Linked DNA regions of Homo sapiens: region 2 is linked to region 1. A link is an interaction called in ENCODE POLR2A ChIA-PET data of the cell type or tissue named here. Cell type or tissue: CD4-positive, alpha-beta T cell. All regions are shown on one strand. Each heading gives the region's core, and the rest is flanking DNA. Links, peaks and the distances in the headings are about the cores only. Region 1 overlaps TGFBR3 (transforming growth factor beta receptor 3). Region 2 has its middle 130 kb from the start of CDC7.

Evidence for each region. ChIA-PET counts read pairs that join two places held together with the same protein. Peaks named below come from ENCODE experiments on the same cell type or tissue, not always from the same donor. Only the 100,000 strongest peaks of a DNase experiment are listed, where the experiment ranks them.
Region 2: POLR2A ChIA-PET joins it to region 1 with 5 read pairs; 3 of 35 experiments call an interaction of 5 or more read pairs at or near these places.

Annotation. Positions count from the first base shown.
Region 1 is chr1:91,866,671-91,877,036 of GRCh38, forward strand. All of the region lies in intron 1 of TGFBR3 (transforming growth factor beta receptor 3), which reads right to left. Among named protein-coding and RNA genes, the nearest start is that of TGFBR3, 14 kb to the right of the region's middle. RefSeq lists enhancers at 1,746-2,247, 2,248-2,747, 5,856-5,925. In CD4-positive, alpha-beta T cell, for the core only: no CTCF peak of the experiment used is centred there; a DNase peak (open chromatin) is centred at 6,111.
Region 2 is chr1:91,622,773-91,633,138 of GRCh38, forward strand. No RefSeq gene overlaps it. Among named protein-coding and RNA genes, the nearest start is that of CDC7, 130 kb to the left of the region's middle. In CD4-positive, alpha-beta T cell, for the core only: no CTCF peak of the experiment used is centred there; no DNase peak of the experiment used is centred there.

The DNA of each region.
Region 1 (10,366 bases), core at 4,957-7,456:
AAAAGCTGGTGAGATAAACAGACAATAATCACAAACATGTAACTACACGATATAATCAGAGCTCTAAAGGAAAAGTATACGCAACCTGAGGATAAGCGAAGATTTTAAAAGTCAGGTGATGAATGACACTGCAGGCAGAGGAAGCATTACAGGAGGGAGGAGAGCTGCAGAGCTGAAAGGGAAAGAGAAGAGGAATAAGTTCAAGGAGGGGTTTAAACAGGGAATAGCGTGATCAGATGGGATTACTAAAGATTTCCCTCACGCTGTACAGAGAACAGACTGAAGGGAGGCCAGACTGCCTGGACAATCAGTTGAGATTCTCACAGCATGTCAGACAAGAAAGGATGGAGGTTTAGATCAGAATGGAGCCTCAGTTTCCTCCTTTGTAAAGAGTGTAACAGACAAAACTTAGCTACATCACAGAGTTGTTGCAAGAATCAAATGAGATTGTGCATGTATAGTATTAAAACTATCATTTATCATTAGCAAGCTGTTTCTACCAAAGAGATTTATTATCCTGAGGTATCAGATTAATTAGTCCCAACATTCTGTGGCTGCCAGTGGCAGGAAAAGAAAGGAGGAAGATTACTCTGGAACCACCTGTACTGGTAGGCACGGGGGAAGCAGTACGCACAGATGGTACGAGGAGAGCAGAGAAGCCTGACTCCACTCTGCCTGTTCTGTGCCGGCTGCCTTCAGAGGCAAGGTGGGCTGTCCCTCCAGAGCAGGCCCACCCTCATTCCTGGCTGGGAGCATGATCAACAAATCTGGCCCCAGCAGCCTTGGTTTCCTTGGGGCCGAACTTCAGTCCGTCCTTAAGAGCCCTTCCATCTATCCCAAGCACAACACACCTCACTCCCAAGGAAAATACAGGAAAAAGGGAGGGTGGGTGTTGACACATTTCACAAAGTTGGAAAAGACCATGTTTTATTCAAACTCACAAACTAGGATGGCTTTTTCACCCACCCTTGCAATACTCTAAGAACCACCTTTTCACATTTAAGATTTTTGCATCCAAAGGTTTCTGTACCTTTTCATTTATAAGGGTGTCTGCTTTTAAGCTAGAATTAATAAAGAACTGTATTTGGGGGTTCAAAACCTGGCTTACCCAGCTGTGTTACATTGGAAAAGTCATTTAGCCCCTACCACGCCCTCATCTGTAAAATGGTAGCAATATTTTGATTATAATATAAGACAGAATATAGGCATGGTACCTAAAACAATACCTGGCCCACACAGTCTATTTTATTTTATTCTTTCTTTTTTGAGATGGAGTCTCACTCTGCCACCCAGGCTGGAGTGCAGTGGCACGATGTCAGCTCACTGCAACCTCTGCCTTTGGGTTCAAGCAATTCTCTTGTCTCAGCCTCCCAAATAGCCAGGATTACAGGCATGTGCCACCACGCCTGGCTAATTTTTGTATTTTTAGTAGAGACAGGGTTTCGCCATGTTGGCCCAGCTGGTCTCGAGCTCCTGACCTCAGGTGATCAACCCACCTCAGCCTCACAATGTGCTGGGATTACAGGTGTGAACCACTGTGCTCGGCCCCACACTGTCTATTTTAAATAAATAATAGTCATTGGTATTTTTATGGTTAAAATATACCTAGACTTCCAAAAAGAAAATAAGCAAACTACTAGTAGCAAGGCAACAGAAATAGTTGTTTATAGCAAATTTTGTATTATTTTTGAGATTAGACTTTATCATCTAGAATTTCAAAAATTCCCTCCATCACAAAAAAATGATTCCAAATTCCATACAAGGTATGGGTTCTAAAGATACTCATAATGTAGCAAAACTGTCCAAATGGTGGTGAAGCCATTGCCTCAACATTTCTGGTATAAGTTACAGGGATCTGGCTGCAGGGCCCTTCTCGATTCTATTTGATGATTCCCAATTAGCTGCAGGGGTTCAGCTGGGGGCTGTGGAACTTGGTCTGGCACTGCCACCAAACCAACCAAGCTACCTAGAATGAGGAATCAGCTGTCATCAAAAAGGTTTAAATCATAAAGCTGTAATTATTCGAGCAAAATTCAGCATATCAGAATATTCTCAGGACAACAGTCATCCTCCCTCAGGCCCTAGCAAGCACCTGGCCATTGAAAAAAGCTTTTGATAGCCTGGACAACATAGTGAAACGCTGTCTCTACAAAAAATTTAAAAGTGCACCAGGTGTGGTGGTTTAGAGCCCAGGCATGTGAAACACTAAGAATTAAAACTCTTCAATGGTTGCCCACTGCCGTCCAGATAAACAGCAAAACTTCACATGGCCACCAACCATCGTCTAGTTAGTCCAAGCTCATCTTCTGCACACTCCAGCCACACTAGTGTCAATTCAGTCCCACAAAAGGGCCAAGTCCTCACCTTCCAAAAGTGATGTTCACTATATCGGAACTCAACATCCCTCCATGGTCCCTAGGATGGTCACTTTCTAACATCTTCAGGTCTCAGCAAAAGCCTTACTTCTTGAAGGAAGCCTCCTCTGATTCCCTTGGACCAAGTTAAACTTGGACACCTAGAACGCAGTACAACCCTTCAGGTTGTAATTATTATGTAATTATTTCCTTCCAAGTATGGCTTTCCCACTGTCTTAATTCCAGCAAGGCGGATCACAGTCTACCTACACTTGGCTGACAGCGGGCATCTAATGAGGGTACCACAGTGGACTACAGGTATAAATACTACTGTGCACACTACAATAAAAATAGTACAGGCCGGGAGTGGTAGCTCACACCTGTAATCACAGCACTTTGGTAGGCCAAGGTGGGCAGATCACTTGAGGTCAGGAGTTCCAGACCAACCTGGCCAACATGGTGAAATCACATCTCTACAAGAAATACAGAATTAGCCAGGTGTAGTGGCACATGCCTGTAATCTCAGCTACTCGGGAGGCTGAGGCAGGAGAACCGCTTGAACTCGGCAGGCAGAGGTTACAGTGAGCTGAGATCACGCCACTGCATTCCAGCCTAGGCAACAGAGCGAGACTCCGTCTCAAACAAAAGAAAAAAGAAAAAATAGTACAGCAGGATGATAAATTAGAACATTTCTCAATAACAAGAGTTATGTATAAGAACCTCAGGCATCCTCAAAGGAAAAGGAGGCAGGAGTGCGACCATCAGCATGTTTTACCAGCTCAGACCTTCTGCATCCTACTTCCCTCATTTCTAATATGAAGAAATTAAACAAGAAAATCTTTTATTCTATATCATACTATAATTGTCATTACATGGACTAATAATCCTGAATCCCTTCTAGAAAATGAGACTTCAAACACACTTGTGGAAATCTGAAATGCATAATTATGTAAAGGCTAGCAGGAATAACTTCACAAAACAGAAAAGTGTTATCCAAGAAAAATATTCAACTTGGCAACATAAGAATAAACAGAATATTAATACTACATTAGCTATTTTAATATATAACTTACGTAAACAAAAATTATTTAAATGCAGTATCTTCCCAACAATGTAAGCACACAAAAAACCTGAATTTTGTCAGATCTAACCATTTTATCACAATCTGCCATCTTTATGCTATTCCTCAAAGTCCAAGAACTCTACCAATAGTCCTCACCTCATTCCAAAAGAGACTTCTGATTAATCCCATCCTACTGTGAACATTCTGTCACTTATCATTTTGTGTATAATTTGTTCCATGTTATCTTCTAGTCAGAGCCAATTTGGAATGCTAGAACAGGTAGTATCTACTCCGACCCTTTAATTTTACAGATTAGCAAACCAAAAATTAGAAAGGCTCAACGACTGGCCCAGCTTTACACAGCTACTTAGTTACAAAGCCAAGACTTGTCCACATGCTGCTTTGTAATTATTCTGTGGTTGATCAAGTGTCTATACCTTATTCCCCTTCCTGTCAGAAGCTGACATCTCTGCTTTCTTCTGAACCCACAAAATGTCTGTTATCATCTACTGAACACCTATCATGTATATCACAATTTCCCATTTAATCTTCTCAACAATACAAGGAGACAGATGCCCTTTACTCCATTTTGTAGTGAGAAAGGTGAGGCTTCAAGATGCTAAGTAAGGCTGGGTACAGTGGTTCACACCTATAATCCCAGCACTTTGGGAGGCAGAGGCCAAAGGCTCCCTTGAAGCCAGGAGTTCATGACCAGCCTGGGAAACATAGAAAAAATAAAAATAATTTGAATATCAGGAGTTTCTGAAAATAAATAAATAAATAAATACAAACACAAATATTAGCCAGGCATGGTGGCGCATGCCAATAGTCCTAGCTACTTGGAAGGCTGAGGCAGGGGGATCACTTGAGCCCAGAAGTTCAAGGCTGCAAGTGAGCTACAATGGCACCACTGCACTCCAGCCTGGGCAACAGAGTGGGACTCTGCTCTGTCACCAAAAAAAAAAAAAAGATGCTAAGCAACCCCAAGTCACCAGCTTATAAATCCTGGCACCAGGACTTAAACCTAGGTCTGTCTAATTCCACGCCCATGCTCTTAACTACTACAAACAAGAGATCCTCCAGAAACAGCTGACTTTCAAAAAAAAGATAGGGACTGTGCCTATTACTAAGCCACTGTAGACATCAACCAGGCCCTGCATGGACACTCACTTTCTGGTGGTGGGTAGTCTGATGAGATCTGGCACAAGGGACAAATTATTTTGTTCTGAAACCAGGGTGGCAGGCCTTGATCAGCAGTTTTAGTTTACTTCATTCATTCACTCAACAAACATTTATTAGCGCCTACCCTGTCCTGGGCACTGTTCAGGGAGGTGGGCACATAGCAGCAAATTAAACACACTCCTGTTTTCACATAGGTTACCTTCTAAAGGTGGGGACAGACAAGACAACAAATAAATAATATGTCAAGGCATGAGAAGACCTAGGAAAGGAAAATAAAGCAGGTTAAGGAGAGAGAGTGATGACAGGAGGGATGCTATTTTAGACAGGGTGGTCAGAGAGGGCCTCCCAGACAAGGTAACATTTAAGCACAGAGGTAAGAGATAAAGCTATGACAATATCTAAAGGAAAAACCTCCCAGGCAGTGGGAATAGTGAGTGCAAAGGTCCTGAGGTAAGAGCATGCTTGGTTTGTCCTAGAAGCAGACTACAGTACAGCATAGTGGAAAGTGCGGGGCCCCCATAGCCTACCTGAGTTCAAATCCCCCACCTGCCTTTTCTAAGCAATATAATTTTGGGCAACTTACTTAAAGCTCCATGCCTGATCTATAAAGTAGAGATAATGATTCTACCTCCTTCATGGGATTGTTATGATGACTAACTAAATTAATAAATAAAGCACTTACTTCCTAGTATGTTGTTAGAATTCAGGAAATGGTAGCTTTGATTATTTTTAACTACTCACTGATAACTCAGCTCCATTCTAGACAATTTATTTTCAATGTGATACCTTTGAATCCCAGGGTGAATGACACTGCAGGCTTTGTACATGGCCAATAGCTTCCTCCTAAGCCTTTGCCTTTCTTGGCTGGGCTTCCTATCCCTGTAGGAACCATGCCGATGTTATCTCAATAAGAGCAGGAGGCAAATTCCTCTAACTTTACTATTACACTAATACAAATTATGTACTTCATTCCACATAATCCCTACCCATAAGAGTCTGACACTTCTTCAGAGCTGAATTTATTGCCCTGAGGATTTACGGTATTGGTTTCACAAGATGGGGTCCTGCCAATCCTGACTTCCCACTAGCATCATCAGCAGAAGCAAGCAGAAATTTCAGGGACAACCCCTTATCTTGAGAAGGGTTAAAACTTCACTTCGAAAGATGGTAATTTAATTTTAAAGAATCCGTTCTCCAATGTCCTTTTTGCCTAAAATTAAGATTTCTCTTCAAAGAAATTACAACATCAAAGCAAAACTCAAGAGTCATCTGGCCTAAAAGTCTCAAGACTGAGCACAGCCCCCAAGCAAGGCAGCTCTGGAAGGGACTGTGTAACCAGACAAGGGGATGGGCACAGAAACAAGGCAAGATGTCAGGGCTGCAAGGAAATTCTGCCCTGTTTCCCCCTGCCCTCTTCCCTAGCTCTTTTCTTTAACGTTGTGTTTGCTTTTCATCTTTGTAGCCTGCTGGGTTAAAGGGCAAACCACAGGCAGAGAGAAACCGCAGCAAGCCCATGCCTGTTAGAGGTAAAATGGGAGTCTTCCCAAACCACTTGTAAGGATGGGGGGACCCACAGGTGCTGCTTTGAGTCAGACATGAAAACGAGGTCAGTGTTCTAGTCCAACGAGTCTTAAATGAGGCTTTTTAAAAATCAGATTCTCCTTCCCCGAGATTGATGGTTTTCCCTTTTTTTGACGGGGTGGTGGGAGGGGGGGATAGGGTTTCACTCTGTCACTCAGGCTGGTGTGCAGTGGCATGATCATAGCTCACTGCAGCCTCGAACTCCTTGGCTCAAGCTATTCTCCCACCTCAACTACAGTCCCTTTAAGCAGGGACTACAGGTGTGCCCCACCACACCCAGCTGACTTTTTAAGATTTTTTTATGGAGATGGGGTCTCACTATGTTATCCAGGCTAATCTTGAATTCTTTGCCTCATATAATCCTCCTGCCTCAGCCTCCTAAAGCACTGGGATTATAGGGGTAAGCCATCACACCTGGCCAATTTTCCCTTCTTTTTTTTTTTTTTTTTTTTGAGATGGAGTCTCACTGTTTCCCAGGCTGTAGTGCAGTGGCACTATCTCAGATCACTGCAACCTCTCCCTCCCAGGTTTAAGCAATTCTCCTGCCTCTGCCTCCCAAGTAGCTGGGATTACAGGTGCCTGCCACCACGCCCAGCTAATTTTTGTATTTTTTTTTAGTAAAGATGGGGCTTTACCATGTTGGCCAGGCTGCTCTCAAACTCCTGTCCTCAAGTGACAGGAGTCCTCGAGACTCCTGTCCTCGGCCTCCAAAAGTGTTGGGATTATAGGCCTGAGCCAACACGCCTGGCCCAATTTTCCCTTTTTAATGCCCTGAGTGCACCTATAACTGGGGCTATAAGAAATCCATAAAATGGGCTGAGCGCTGTGGCTAACGCCTGTAATCCCAGCACTTTGGGAGGCCAAGGCGGGTGGATCACTTGAGATCAGAAATTCAAGACCAGGCTGGCCAACATGGTGAAACTCCGTCTCTACCAAAAATACAAAAAAAATTGGCTGGGCCTGATGGCATGTGCCTGTAATCCCAGCTACTTGGGAGGATGAGGCAGGAGAATGGCTTGAACCCGGGAGGCAGAGGTTGCAGTGAGCCAAGATTGTGCCACTGCACTCTAGCCTGGGTGACAGAGTGAGACCCTGCCACAAAAAAAAAAAAAAGAAATCCATAAAATGCTTCTTATTCATTTAATAATGTTTATCAAGTGCCTGCTTCATGCCAGGACTGTTCCAGGTGTGGGTATTCAACAGAGAACAAAACATAAAAATCCCTGCCCTGATGGAGCTTTCATTCTAGCTAAAGGAGACAGACTATAAACAAGATACATAATTATATATTATATAGAGACCAATGCTAAGAAAACAAAGCAGAAAAGGGAGAGACAAAGTATGTGTGTGGGGTTTTGGTTTGGTTTGTCTGTTTTGAGTAAGGACCTAACAGAAGCGAATTCTGTAGCTATTTGGGGAAAAACATTCCAAGCAAAGGAAACAGCACATGCAAAGGCCCTGAGACAGAGCGTATCTGGCGTGCTCAGGGACCAACAGTCAGGTGCGGCAGCTGGAGCAGATTGAGCAGCCTAGAGAGCACAAGAGGGAAGTCAACTGGGTCACCAGCATAAGAGTGGTGGGCTGGTTGGGCAGGGCTTTGCAGATCACTGTAAGAATTCTGGCTTTTATTCTGAGAAAGACAAGAATAAACAGTAGAGTGGTTTTTTGGTTTTTTGGTCACTCTGTCACCAGACTGGAGTGCAGTGGTGCAATCTCAGCTCACTGCAACCTCCGTCTCCTGGGTTCAAGCGATTCTCCTGCCTTAGCCTCCCGAGTAGCTGGGATTACAGGCGCCCACCACCATGCCAGGCTAATTTTTTTTTTAGTAGAGACGGGGTTTCACCATGCTGGCCAGGCTGGTCTCAAACTCCTGACTTTGTGATCCGCCTGCCTCAGCCTCCCAAAGTGCTGGGATTACAGGCGTGAGCCACTGCGCCCAGCCTAGAGTGTTTTAAGCAAGGGAATGAAGGAATCTGACTTAGGTTTTATCACAATCATTCTGGCTATTGGGTGGGAACTAGGCTGCAGAGGGGCAAGAAGAGAAACACTGCTCTCTGGTTGTTCTCATCTTTAGAGAAACTTAAGGAAGATTATTCTAAGCCCCACTGTAACCCTAAACTCTATGATTCTGAGTTGATTTTCTGTGTCTTTTCTATAGCTATAATTTATATCAACTGTAAGCCTGATCTTTCCCCAAAGCCATAACTGAAGTGGGCTGAAATGAAGAATTCCATTTGACAATATATCTATAAACCAGGCCCATGCTACACACCTAGAATACCAAGATGGTAAGACTCAATCCTGCTCTGGGGAATCTGCCGAAGGAAAAACAACATTCTCACGAGGCAGCAAGAGAAGCACCTGCCAGGAGGAGCCACATGAAGCCCCACTGGAGGAGCTGGCAGCAGTGAGAGCCTGGAAGAGTAAGCAGGAACCCCCATAGAGAAGGAGGGACATGGGAAATACAGAAGGTGACACTGTGGAGGCTGTGGACCACAGAGAAGTAATATGGTGGCTTTTGGACTGTAACAGAAAAATCTACAGAACAACCAGATGGCACTGTCCGATAGGCTGTTGGAAATATGGGTGTGAAAAAACAGGGAGCTGCTGATATTGAAGCACAGAAATATGAGCAACTCAATGTAGACTGAAAAGACAAGAAAAAGAAAAGAAGAGGGGAGAGGAGAGGAGGAAAGGAAAATGCAACCTTGGAAAATGTCAACCCATAGGGATCAAGCATTGAAAAGGAAGACTGGGCTGGGCACTGTGGCTCACGTCTATATTCCCAGCATTTTGGGAGGCTGAGGCAGGCAGATCACCTGAGGTCAGGAGTTCAAGACCAGCCTGGCCAACATGGCAAAACCTTGTCTCTACTAAAAATAGAAAAATTAGCTGGGCATGGTGGCGCACACCTGTAATCCCAGCTACTCGGGCGGGGGGGGGGGGTGGGAGTGTGCAGCTGAGGGAGGAGAATTGCTTGAACCCAGGAGGCGGAGACTGCAGTGAGCCAACGTCGTGCCAATGCACTCCAGCCTGGGCAACAGAGTGAGACTCCGTCTCAAAAAAAAAAAAAAAAAAAGAAAGAAAAAGAAACAAAATGGAAGACTGAAGAGACATCCGGAACATAAGAGGAAAACCAGGAGAACTCGTTTCAGGGAAACCAAGAAAAAAAATGGGGGAAAAAGGATAGTAAAGCAGCAAATGCAACTTTGCACTCCGTACTTCACACCTCTTCTAGCACCTCATGGGGGTGTGGTGGGGGTGTGGTGGGCGTGGGAGCCAGCAGCAGGCAGAAGAGTAAATGGGAGGTGAGAAGAAAAGCACCAAGAGCTAAAACACATTAGCCTCAGTGACAAGACTAAGAGTTATCAAAGATTATGCAGCATCAGGAAAGTCTTATTCAACACTCTGTGGAGGTGTAAGGTGTGAGAAACAGGAACTAAGACCTGCCGGGGCTGATCTTCTGGCAGTGGAAAGGAGATTTCTTAGTTAACACCTAGGTCTCACAGGACCACTAATCCTGAAACTAGCAGTAGGCATCCCGAAAGGCTAGTTGCTTCTGACAAGTGCTGAGGACAATATATTCACCCACACATCATCCAAATGCTAGGCTTCGCACCTCCATACCTTTCCCACACTAACATCCCTAGTTTTCTCCTCCAGCAGAATAATGCTAGGCAGCAGGGACTACATTTCAGTTCAAAGCATGGTAAAAAAATTCATATAACAAAAACCATAGCACCACTACCAGGTATGATGCTGTGAGCCCATAACCTGGGACCATTCAGGCAGGAAAAGGCTTTACCAAAAACACAAGCTGGGTCCCGGAACACTGGACCCAAACCCTTTCATGTCAGCAAAAACTGCCTAAATGCTCTTCTATTTGCTCTCTGAGAAACAAAAAGAAGCCGAAGGAGGAAAAGGCCTTTAATCCTAAAATTATTCTTAATTTCCAATACAGAGCATTTGAGAAAAATCTGAAAGCCAACAGAAAAACTAGCAGATTCTTTAAAATGTGTGTCTACAGTCCTTTCTCCTTTACCCTCTGCAAAAAAAAAAGCAACCCAACTCCCAAATGATCATTTTTCTTGGCTTAATTTCACTATTTTTTGTGATACATAATTGGAAACAGACTGCTTTTTCCTGGCTTTAGAGAACAGGATCTTCAGGGTTATAAGAGTTGCCA
Region 2 (10,366 bases), core at 4,866-7,365, 240 kb before region 1:
GGCTGCAGAGTTGGCACCCCTCCCTCTGGCACCCTTGATGCGTTCACATGATCCAGACTTCTTCTACAGAGACTGTCCTACAATGGGCACCAAGTTCTGCCTATTTCGCCTCTGAGCTAATTCCCTCCAATAACTAGTTTCTTGATACTCCCCTTTGGAATCATTTTCCTGGCTTCTTTCCTGGATTACTTCTTTCATCCTGCCTAGAAACCCTTTATTCTTTGTGGTCAATTGAAGGGCAAAGGGGACATCCTCTAAGCCTTTCATCCTTATCCAAATGGGAGATTACCTTGCATTCATAGCATTCAAAATGTAAGACCCCTCAGGCGAGAAGATTGGCCTAGCACACAGGGCGTGTAGTTCAACTTGACAGTTCAGTGACCATGTGTACTTCTTAGATCAATGTGGTCCCAGGAAACTACCATGGCAAACTGCCTATTAGTTCTGCCTGTTCACTGTCAAGATCTCTCAGGAAAAGTGCTCTTAACTCTCTCCTGGTACATTTGTACCTGGAGGGCAGATTGAATTGACTTTGATCACTTGACATTCTGGCTCCTTACAAGTCTCTCTCTCCTTATCCTCCACAAGACACTGATCATCATTTGATTCCAAGATTGGTAGGACCCCTCTACCTGGGCAGATCCCAACTGTAACAGATACAAATAATCCTTTGTTTTGAAGATGGCTATTTTGATGTAGAGGAACAGAGGCTTGACTCAAATTAACTAAAGAAAAAGGGAATCAATTTTTAAAGATAAACATGAGGCAAAGGGGGATCAGAAATGGCATAAGAATTCAAGGACAGGTACCATAGTATGGCTGGGCACCAGGGGAAATCTGCAACTAGCAGAGACCACTCTCTCTAGGCATCTACCTATCTCTGGCAATGACCGCTCCATTCTCCTCCCTAACTGACCAGCTTTCTCTGCTTACCCATTCTTTCAAATTCCTCTAACTTTGGAATGCCTGTGGCTTGTGAGGGCCACTCAGGCCCCAGCCTAATGGCAACTCTTGATATAGAGATTTGGCTTTTGCCTTCAGTGTTCATTGGTCTAGTTTTAGAAAAGCTGCAATTTAAAAATAAATGTTTCAATTATAGAATTTAACACACAACACATACACACTACAGTAGAATACTAAAGCCCCACATACCCATCACCCAACTTCCAATTACTAATACTTTTCTTCTAAACTTCTGTCAAACTATGCATCTGACAAAGGTCTAATATCCAGCATCTATAAAAAGCCTGTGCAAATTTACAAGAAAAAAAAAACACTAAAAAGTTGGCAAAGGACATGAACAGAAGAAGACATACATAAGGCCAAAAAGCATATGAAGAAAAGCTCAATATCACTGACCATTAGAGAAATGCAAATCAAAACCGCAATGAGATACCATCTCACACCAATCAGAATGGCTATTAGTAAAAAGTCAAAAAATAACAGATGCTGGCAAGGTTGTGGAGAAAAGGGAAGACTTATATACACTGTTAGGCGTGTAAATTAGTCCAACTATTGTGGAAAGCAGTGTGGTATTCCTCATACAGCTAAAAACAGAACTGCCATTCAACCCAGCAATCCCATTACTGGATATATACCCAAAGGAATATAAGTCATTCTATCATAAAGACACATGCATGTGTGCATGTTCGTTGCAGCACTATTCACAATGGCCAAGATGTGGAATCAACCTAAATGCCCACCAATGTGGGCTGGATAAAGAAAATGTGGTATATATACATCATGGAATATCATGCAGCCATAAAAAAGAAAAAGATCATATCGTTTGCAGGAACACGGACAGAGCTGGAGGCCATTATCCTTAGCAAACTAATGCAGGAAAAGAAAACCAAGTACTGTGTGTTTTCACTTATAAGTGGGAGCTAAATGATGAGAACACATGGACAACTCGAACAACACACACTGGGGCCTACCTAAGAATGAAGGGTGGGAGGAGGGAGAGGAGCAGGAAAAAATAACTATTGAGTACTAGGTTTAGTACCTGGGTGACTAAATAATCTGTGCAACAAACAAATGCCCATGACACAAGTTTACCCATATAACAAACCTGCACATGTACCCCTGAATCTAAAATAAAAGGTTTTTTTAAATAAAAATAAACTTCTGTTTACCTCTCTCTTTTTTTTTTTTTATTTTAAAGCAAATCCCAGAAATCGTTTCATTTCACTTGTAAATACTTCTATTCAATTTCCGTATTTAAAGTCATTAGACCCTTTCAATCAGAAAGGAATCTGATTAGCCTGCCTCACCATTGTAAGCCCAGGCATACAAATGATCACTGGGCAGTCCATGGACTGGATGTCTTTGGATCAGGTGATCAACCCAGTTCAATCAAGAGTGGCTAGGCGGAACTGTGTTCATTATCACCAAATAACTGTGATGACACTGCTTCTCCACAAAGCCAACAGTTTTCAGTATAAGGAGGAATAGGCCTGGTACACACTGCACAACCTTGTTAAATCATCCCCAGATCACTGAGTTATCCACCAGGGCTGGGGCTAAGGTGAGGCAAAGGGGGGACTTGCTTCAGGCACAAAATTTAGGGGGAGCCAAAACGTTCAGTAATCAAGATAAATAACATTTTAATGCAATCCTTTAATGAATCAAAATTACTTTTAGAAAATCCACAGTGAAGAAAATATCAAAATGTTAAATAAGGACAGAAGTTGTCTACAAAAGTAATAAACTTGCTGCAGTGAATGACTGTCTTGTGTATTCAGGTACTTTACATACGTTAGAGCATTAACTCCTCATAACCCCATAAGAAAGGTTATGATTAGCTAGTCTTAGGAAAATTCTTGACATAAAATTGCATTTCAATCTATTCTTGGATAAAAAAGCATTTATTGGTGAAGTTAAATGTAAGGTATCAGAAACTCCATAGAGACTCCTACAAAAAAGTAACCATATTCTCCTTTTTTAAAACATCTTTTTCTCTTTTCCCAGTATGCCCAGTTCAACCATCTAACTTGCTTAGAAAAACAAGACTTTTCCAAGAGAAACAACATTTAAATCAAATAAAATCCTTACAACAACAGTGTTTTTAAACGTGATTGTTTCAAGATTCTGATATGCCCGACAGGCTGAGTTTTGAAACTTCGAGTTGGGACGCTTTATCACTCAGGGGACCGCTTCTTCAGGGGAATTTTATAGCTGCACTTTGAAAGTTGCAGGGAGAGGGTTTTTTGCCTTTGAGCTGTGATATCTCTTCAACAAAAAGGGGGTTTTCATTATTATTATTTACAGTGAAACCTAGTGACAGGCAGCTACTATTAATCATTCACTTATTCACCATTGGGGGTCCTCATGGTTTACAGCACTATGCTTGGGACACAACTACAAAATAAGATAACCAAAGTCCCTGCTTTCGTGGGACTCACATTTGGTTTTGTATTGTTTTGTTTTGTTTTTTACTTTTTTTTCCCTTAAACTCAGTGGGAAGAATGACCTTTGATTTTTAGTATTATGATAGGGCTTAGCATGGCATGTTGCATTTAGGACCTAATTTTCTTATATTAAAAAAATGTTAATTTGTGCAATTATAAGAAAAATGGGAAATACATTCAACTTCAACTAAAGTCTGAACGCACTAGAATATCCCCAAGTCAGTAACAATCCTTAGACCTATGTTACCATTCTCCTAAACATTCTAGCCCATTAATGGCTTATTAATCCCCTAGCTAAACATTTAATAACTAACAAATTTGCTTGTGCCACATGGTTTGTGTGAATTTAAAAATCCTATGATTTTTCCCTTTCTTCTAAACTGCTTTTCCGAAAACCATTCAAGAAACCAATAAGGAGTTAGGTGAACTCTGCCCTTTATGATCTTATCATAGAAATGAATAAGGGTGGCTAATTTAATGACAACTTTAACCTCCTTTTCAAATTATTTCTGCCCATAAAAATGTTTTTATATGGTACCAGATAACTCCCAGCTGCTCTATGTGCTGAGACATGCCTTTTCTGGTAATACCATAGGACTCCAATGGTACAATCACAATACACAGAGATACTCTCCCTGACTTTCCAGATCTTCGACAGTTCTTAGGAGCTGGGCCTAGCACTGCTGGAACTACCTTTCATTAAAATACTACTGGTTCTATAGTTTATATTACTCCCTTTAAAATCTTACTAATTTCCAGACACTTGTTTTCCTGAATAAAAATGTCTCAAGGCTCCATAGTCACATACTACCTTTGCATTAAAATGCAATTGCAGCTAAAATCAGGAATGAAAGCAGGACATCACTACTGATCTTAGAAAAACAAAAGGGATTATAATGTAATATTATAAACAACTGTATATCAACAAAATAGACAACTTAGATGAAATGGACAAATTTCCAGAAAGACACATACTACAGAAACGGACTCAGGAAGAAGTAGAAAACCTGAATAGGCCTGTCAGGCCTCTGAGCCCAAGCTAAGCCATCATATCCCCTGTGACCTGCACGTATATATCCAGATGGCCTGAAGCAACTGAAGATCCACAGAAGAAGTGAAAATAGCCTTAACCGATGACATTCCACCATTGTGATTTGTTTCTGCCCCACCCTAACTGATCAATATACTTTGCAATCTCCCCTGTCCTTAAGAAGGTTCTTTGTAATCTCCCCCACGCTTAAGAAGGTTCTTTGGAATTCTCCTCACCCTTGAGAATGTACTTTGTGAGATCCACCCCCTGCCCCCAAAACATTGCTCCTAACTCCACCGCCTATCCCAAAACCTGTAAGAACTGATGATAATCCCACCACCCTTTGCTGACTCTCTTTTCGGACTCAGCCTGCCTGCACCCAGGTGAAATAAACAGCCATGTTGCTCACACAAAGCCTGTTTGGGGGTCTCTTCACAGGAACACGTAAGACAAGACCGATAACAAGTAAAGAGACTAAATTCGTAATTTTAAAACTTCTCCTAAAAAAATGTCCAGGTTGTCAGGCTGGGCGCCGTGGCTCACGCCTGTAATCCCAGCAGTTTGGGAGGCCGAGGCGGGCAGATCACAAGGTCAGGAGATCGAGACCATCCTGGCTAACACGGTGAAACCCCGTCTCTACTAAAAATACAAAAAATTAGCCGGACGAGGTGGCGGGTGCCTGTATTCTCAGCTACTCGGGAGGCTGAGGCAGGAGAATGGCGTGAACCCAGGAGGCGGAGCTTGCAGTGAACCGAGATCGCACCACCGCGCTCCAGCCTGGGCAACAGAGCCAGACTCCGTCTCAAAAAAGAAAAAAAAAAGGTTCCAGGTCCTGATGCCTTTAAACTGATGAATTCTACCAACCATTTAAAGAATAATTAAAACCAATCTTTCACAAACTTTTTTAGAAAATAGGAGAGAAGCGGCCAGGTGCGGTGGGTCACGCCTGTAATCCCAGCACTTTGGGAGGCCTAGGTGGGCGGATCACGAGGTCAGGAGATGGAGATCATCCTGGCTAACACGGTGAAACCCCGTCTCTACTAAAAAATACAAAAAAAATTAGCTGGGCATGGTGGCGGGTGCCTGTTGTCCCAGCTACTCGGGAGGCTGAGGCAGAAGAATGGCGTGAACCTGGGAAGCGGAGCTTGCAGTGAACCGAGATCGCACCACTGCACTCCAGCCTGGGCGACAGAGCGAGACTCCATCTCAAAAAAAAAAAAAAAAAAAAAAAAAAGAAAGACAATAAGAGAGAATACTCCCAAATATGTTATGTAAAGGCAGCATTACCCTGATACCACACCAAACAAAGACATCACGAGAAAACTACAGACCAATATCTCTTATGAATATAGACACAAAAATCCTCAGTAAAATACTAACAAATCAAATCCAGCAATTTGTAAAGAAGATTATATACCATGACCAAGTGGGATTTATCCTAGAAATGCAAGGTTGGTCTAACATCAGAGAATCAATTTATGTAAGATACCATATCAACAAAATAAAAACAAAAATTAGTCCTGGTGTGGTGGTTCATGCCTGTAATCTCAGCACTTTGGGAGGCCAAGACAGGAGGATTGCATGAGCCCAGAAGGTAGAGGCTGCAGTGAGTTATGATACCCCATCTCTAAAACAACAACCAAAAAAAAAATTTAAAACTAATTAGATGATCATCCCAACAGATGCAGAAAAAGCGTTTGACAAGATCCAACACCCATTCATGATAAAAATATTTAACAGTTTGGGAATAGAAGGTAACTTCCTCAACCTGCTAAAGACTATCCACAAAAGACTGACAGCTAACATCATACTTTGAATAAAAGACTGACTGTTTTCCTCTAAAGATTAGGAAACAAACAAAGATATCTGCTCTTGCCACTTTTATTGAATATTGTACTAGAAGTTCTAGTCAGTGCAGTAAGGCAAGAAAAGGGTATAAAAGGCATCCCAGTTGGAAAAGAAGAAGTAAAACTCACTATTTCAGCAAGGCTGTAAAATATAAGATCAATATACAGATATCAGTTGTATTTCTATATACTATACATTAATAACCTAAAAAAGAAATGAAAAAAGCAATTTTATTTACAATAGCATCAAAAAGAACAAAATACTTAGGAATAAATTTAATAAAATAAGTGTAAGATATATACATTGAAAACAAAACATCACTGAAAGAAATTAAATACTTAAATAAATGAAAGGCATTTCATGTTCAAGGATTGGCAGGCTTAATGTTATTAAAATGACAATACTCCTTAAATTGATCTATAGATTCAGCACAGTCCCTATTAAAATCCTAGCTGTCTTTTTTTCAGAAATTAGTAAGTTGGCCCTAAAATTTACACAGAGACAAGGGACCCAGAATAGCTAAAAAAAAAAAAAAATCTTGAAAAAAGAAGAACAAGGTTGAAGGACTCATATTTTCTGATTTCAAAGTACTTCAAAACTACAGCAATCAAGACAGCATTTTACTGGGGCATAAAGATAGATATATAGATTAATGGAATAGAATTGAGAGTAGAGAAATAAATCCTTATATTTATGATCGATTGATTTTTGACAAGTGTACCAAGACTTTTTTCTCCAATGGGGAAGAAATAGTCTTCCACAAATGGTTCTGTGAAAACTGGACATCCACATGCAAAAGAATGAAGGTGAATCTCTTCCTTACACCATACACAAGAATTAGCTCAAAATGGATTATAGAACTAAGTGAAAGAGATAAACCTATACAATGTAACACTTAGAATAAAAAGGGCCAGGTACAATCCCAGCACTTTGGGAGGCAAGGGCAAGAGGATTGCTTGAGACCAGAAGTTTGAGACCAGCCTAGGCAACAAAGTGAGACCCTGTTGCTACAAGAAATTGAAAAAAAAAAAAACAAAAAAAAACAGCTAGTCAGGTATGGTGGCATGTGCCTATAGTTCCAGCTACTCTGGAGACTGAGGTGGGAGGATAAATTGTTTGAGCCTGGGAGGCTGAGGCTATGGTGAGCCAGGATTGCCACTACACCCAAGCTTGGGCAACAGAGCAAGACCCTTCTTCAAAAAAGAAAAGAAAAAAAACATAAAAATAAATCTTTGTGACCTTAGGTCAAGAGTCTTCTTAGATTCAACAGCAACAGCACAAGTGAAAAAACTAAGATAAATTTGACACCATTAAAATTAAAACTTTCTTCCCACTGATACTATCAAAAAAGTAGAAAAACAAGCCATCAAATAGGAGCATATATTTGCAAAATATATGTATGATAAGGAACTCTAGAATATATGAAGAACTCTTACAATTCAATAACAATTATAAAACAGGGTAAAAGTTCAGAATATTTTCTCCAAAGATATATAAACAACCAATTAGCATATGAAAAGATGTTTCATATCATTAGTTATTAGGTAAATGTAAATAAAAACCACAATGAGATATTACTTTACACCCACTAAGATGGCTAAAATTTTTTTTTAAAGGTAATAACAAGTGTTGCTGAGAACACAGACAAATTGGAGCTCTTATACACTGCTGGTGGAAGTGTAAACTGGTATAGCTAATTTGAAAAACAATCTAGAAGTTCCTCATGAAGGCCAAATATAGAATTACCATGTGACCCAGCAATTTCAGTTCTAGGTATGGACCCAAAAGAAGTGAAAACATACATCCACACAAAAACTTGTACATGAATGCTCATAAAAGCATTATTAATAATAGGCAAAAACAAATGTCTATAAACTGATGAATAAATAAAATGTCTTGTAGCCACACAGTGGAATATTATACAGCCATGAAAAGAAATGAAGTTTTAATACATACTACAGCATGAATGAAACTTGAACATTATGCTAAGTGAAAGAAGGAAGTCACAAAAGACACACATTGTATGATTCTGTTTCTATGAAATGTCTAGAATAGACAAATCTATAGAGACAAAAAGTAAGTTTAGTGGTTGCCTAGGGCTGGGGGGATTGGGGAGAAGAAGGGGAGCAACTGCTGATGGGAACAGGGTTTCCCTGTTTTAAAATTAGATTGCGGTGACAGTTACACAACTGTGAATATACTAAAAACCATTGAATTGTATGGGTAAATTGTATAGTATGCAAATTATATCTCAATAAAACTGTTAAAAATGCAATTGCAGGGATTCGTGTTGGATACAAAATTAATTAAAATAATATGTTAATTTTTAACCTCCTGAATCTTAGTTTATTAAACTGTAAAATTCAGATAATGCCTTCAAAAGTTTTTATGAAGAAATTATTGATTCCTTCATTCATTTATTCAACAAAAATATTTGTTGAGTGCACCCTAGGTGCAAGTACTATTCTAGGTGTAGGGGATAGAGCAAAGAACATAACCTAGCCCTTGTAATGCTAACGTTCCAGTAAGAGGAGACAATCAAATGACGCATGTGTTAGGTGAGAATTTGTGTTGCAGAAAAAGTATATACACAAATATATGTAAATTTCATATATATATATGAGGAATGGGAAGAAGGTGAATAGGGTGATGGATGGAATGTTTCATTTTAAGTTGATCAGGAAAGGCTTCACTGAGAAGGTGACATTTTAGGGAAGTCCTGAGGGAGCAAGTCCTGTGGTTAATCTGGGGGTGAAGCACTCCTGGTAGAAAAAGGCCTTGAGGCAGCAGTCTGCCTCTGGGTGTTCTAGAAGCAGTAAGAAAGCCAGCTCAGCGACAGCTGAGTGACAGAGAGGGGAGAGAAAAGATGATGGGGTGTAAGGTGTGTTGGGTGAGGGTCGGGGGAGGTACAAAGGAAGACTGGACCAGATCACGTAGAGCCTTACTATAGATTGTTGTAAGAAATCTGGCTTTTTTCTCTGAGCCAGAAGAGCCATCAAAGGATTTTGACCAGATTATCACACTGATCTGATTTACATGTAAATACCTATGGCTGCTCTGTTGAAAATAGACCGCAGGGCTGCAGCATCAGGAAGACCAATGGAAGACTGCCTCAGTGGGACAGGAAGGTGGCTTAGGGTGCTAGTGGAGGAGGTGATTAGGAAGGATTAGCATCTGTATATATTTTGAATGAGGAACCAACAGGATTTATGGACAGATCAATTGGGAAGTGTGGGAGAGAGACTTAAATGAAAGAGAAATAAAGATGAGTTAATAGGGCCGGGCACGATGGCTCACACCTGTAATCCTAGCACTTTGGGAGGCCAAGACGGGTGGATAGTTTGAGGCCAGGAGTTCAAAACCAGCCTGGCCAACATGGTGAAACCCGGTCTCTACTGAAAATACAAAAAATTAGCCAGGCATGGTGGTGGGCACCTGTAATTCCAGCTACTCGGGAGGCTGAGGTAGGAGAATCACTTGAACCCAGGAGGCGGAAGTTGCAGTGAGTCAAGATCACGTCACTGCACTCCAGCTTGGGCAAGAAGAGGGAAACTTTGTCTCAAAAAAAAGAAAATGAGTTAATAGATGTTAAATGCCTAAGCATTGGTAAACAGAAACCATTGACTACTTTTCAGCTGTTATTATTATTATTACTAATTCCTGTTTTGAGAGGTAATGTATAGAACCTATAAGTAGTACTTAACATAAGCTATTCTTATTAAATCCCAGAGAGAAGCCTTAACAGGAGTTTGTGTCCTCTCTGCAAGGCTGGGTGATGGGCAGCTGAAAAAGCGTCGAGGCTCAAGATGAATGAAATAAGAACTTCAAGTTCAGTCCTTAAATCCTATTTGAACCTGAGGTCCTTGCTAAGGCTGTTGGGTAAGATCGCTAAGTGCCCATACTCCCACCTCTCTCTCCCTGTACTCAGAACCTTCATTGCCTTCTTTTGAGCATTGTAGAGAATGTTTTCTCTTAGTTACCATCTTCAGTATTGTTTTTTCAACAATATTAGTGTGTTTTTACTAAAAAGGCATGCATATTCAATTCAGAGAATTTATAAAACATTGAGAAAAAAGTAAAA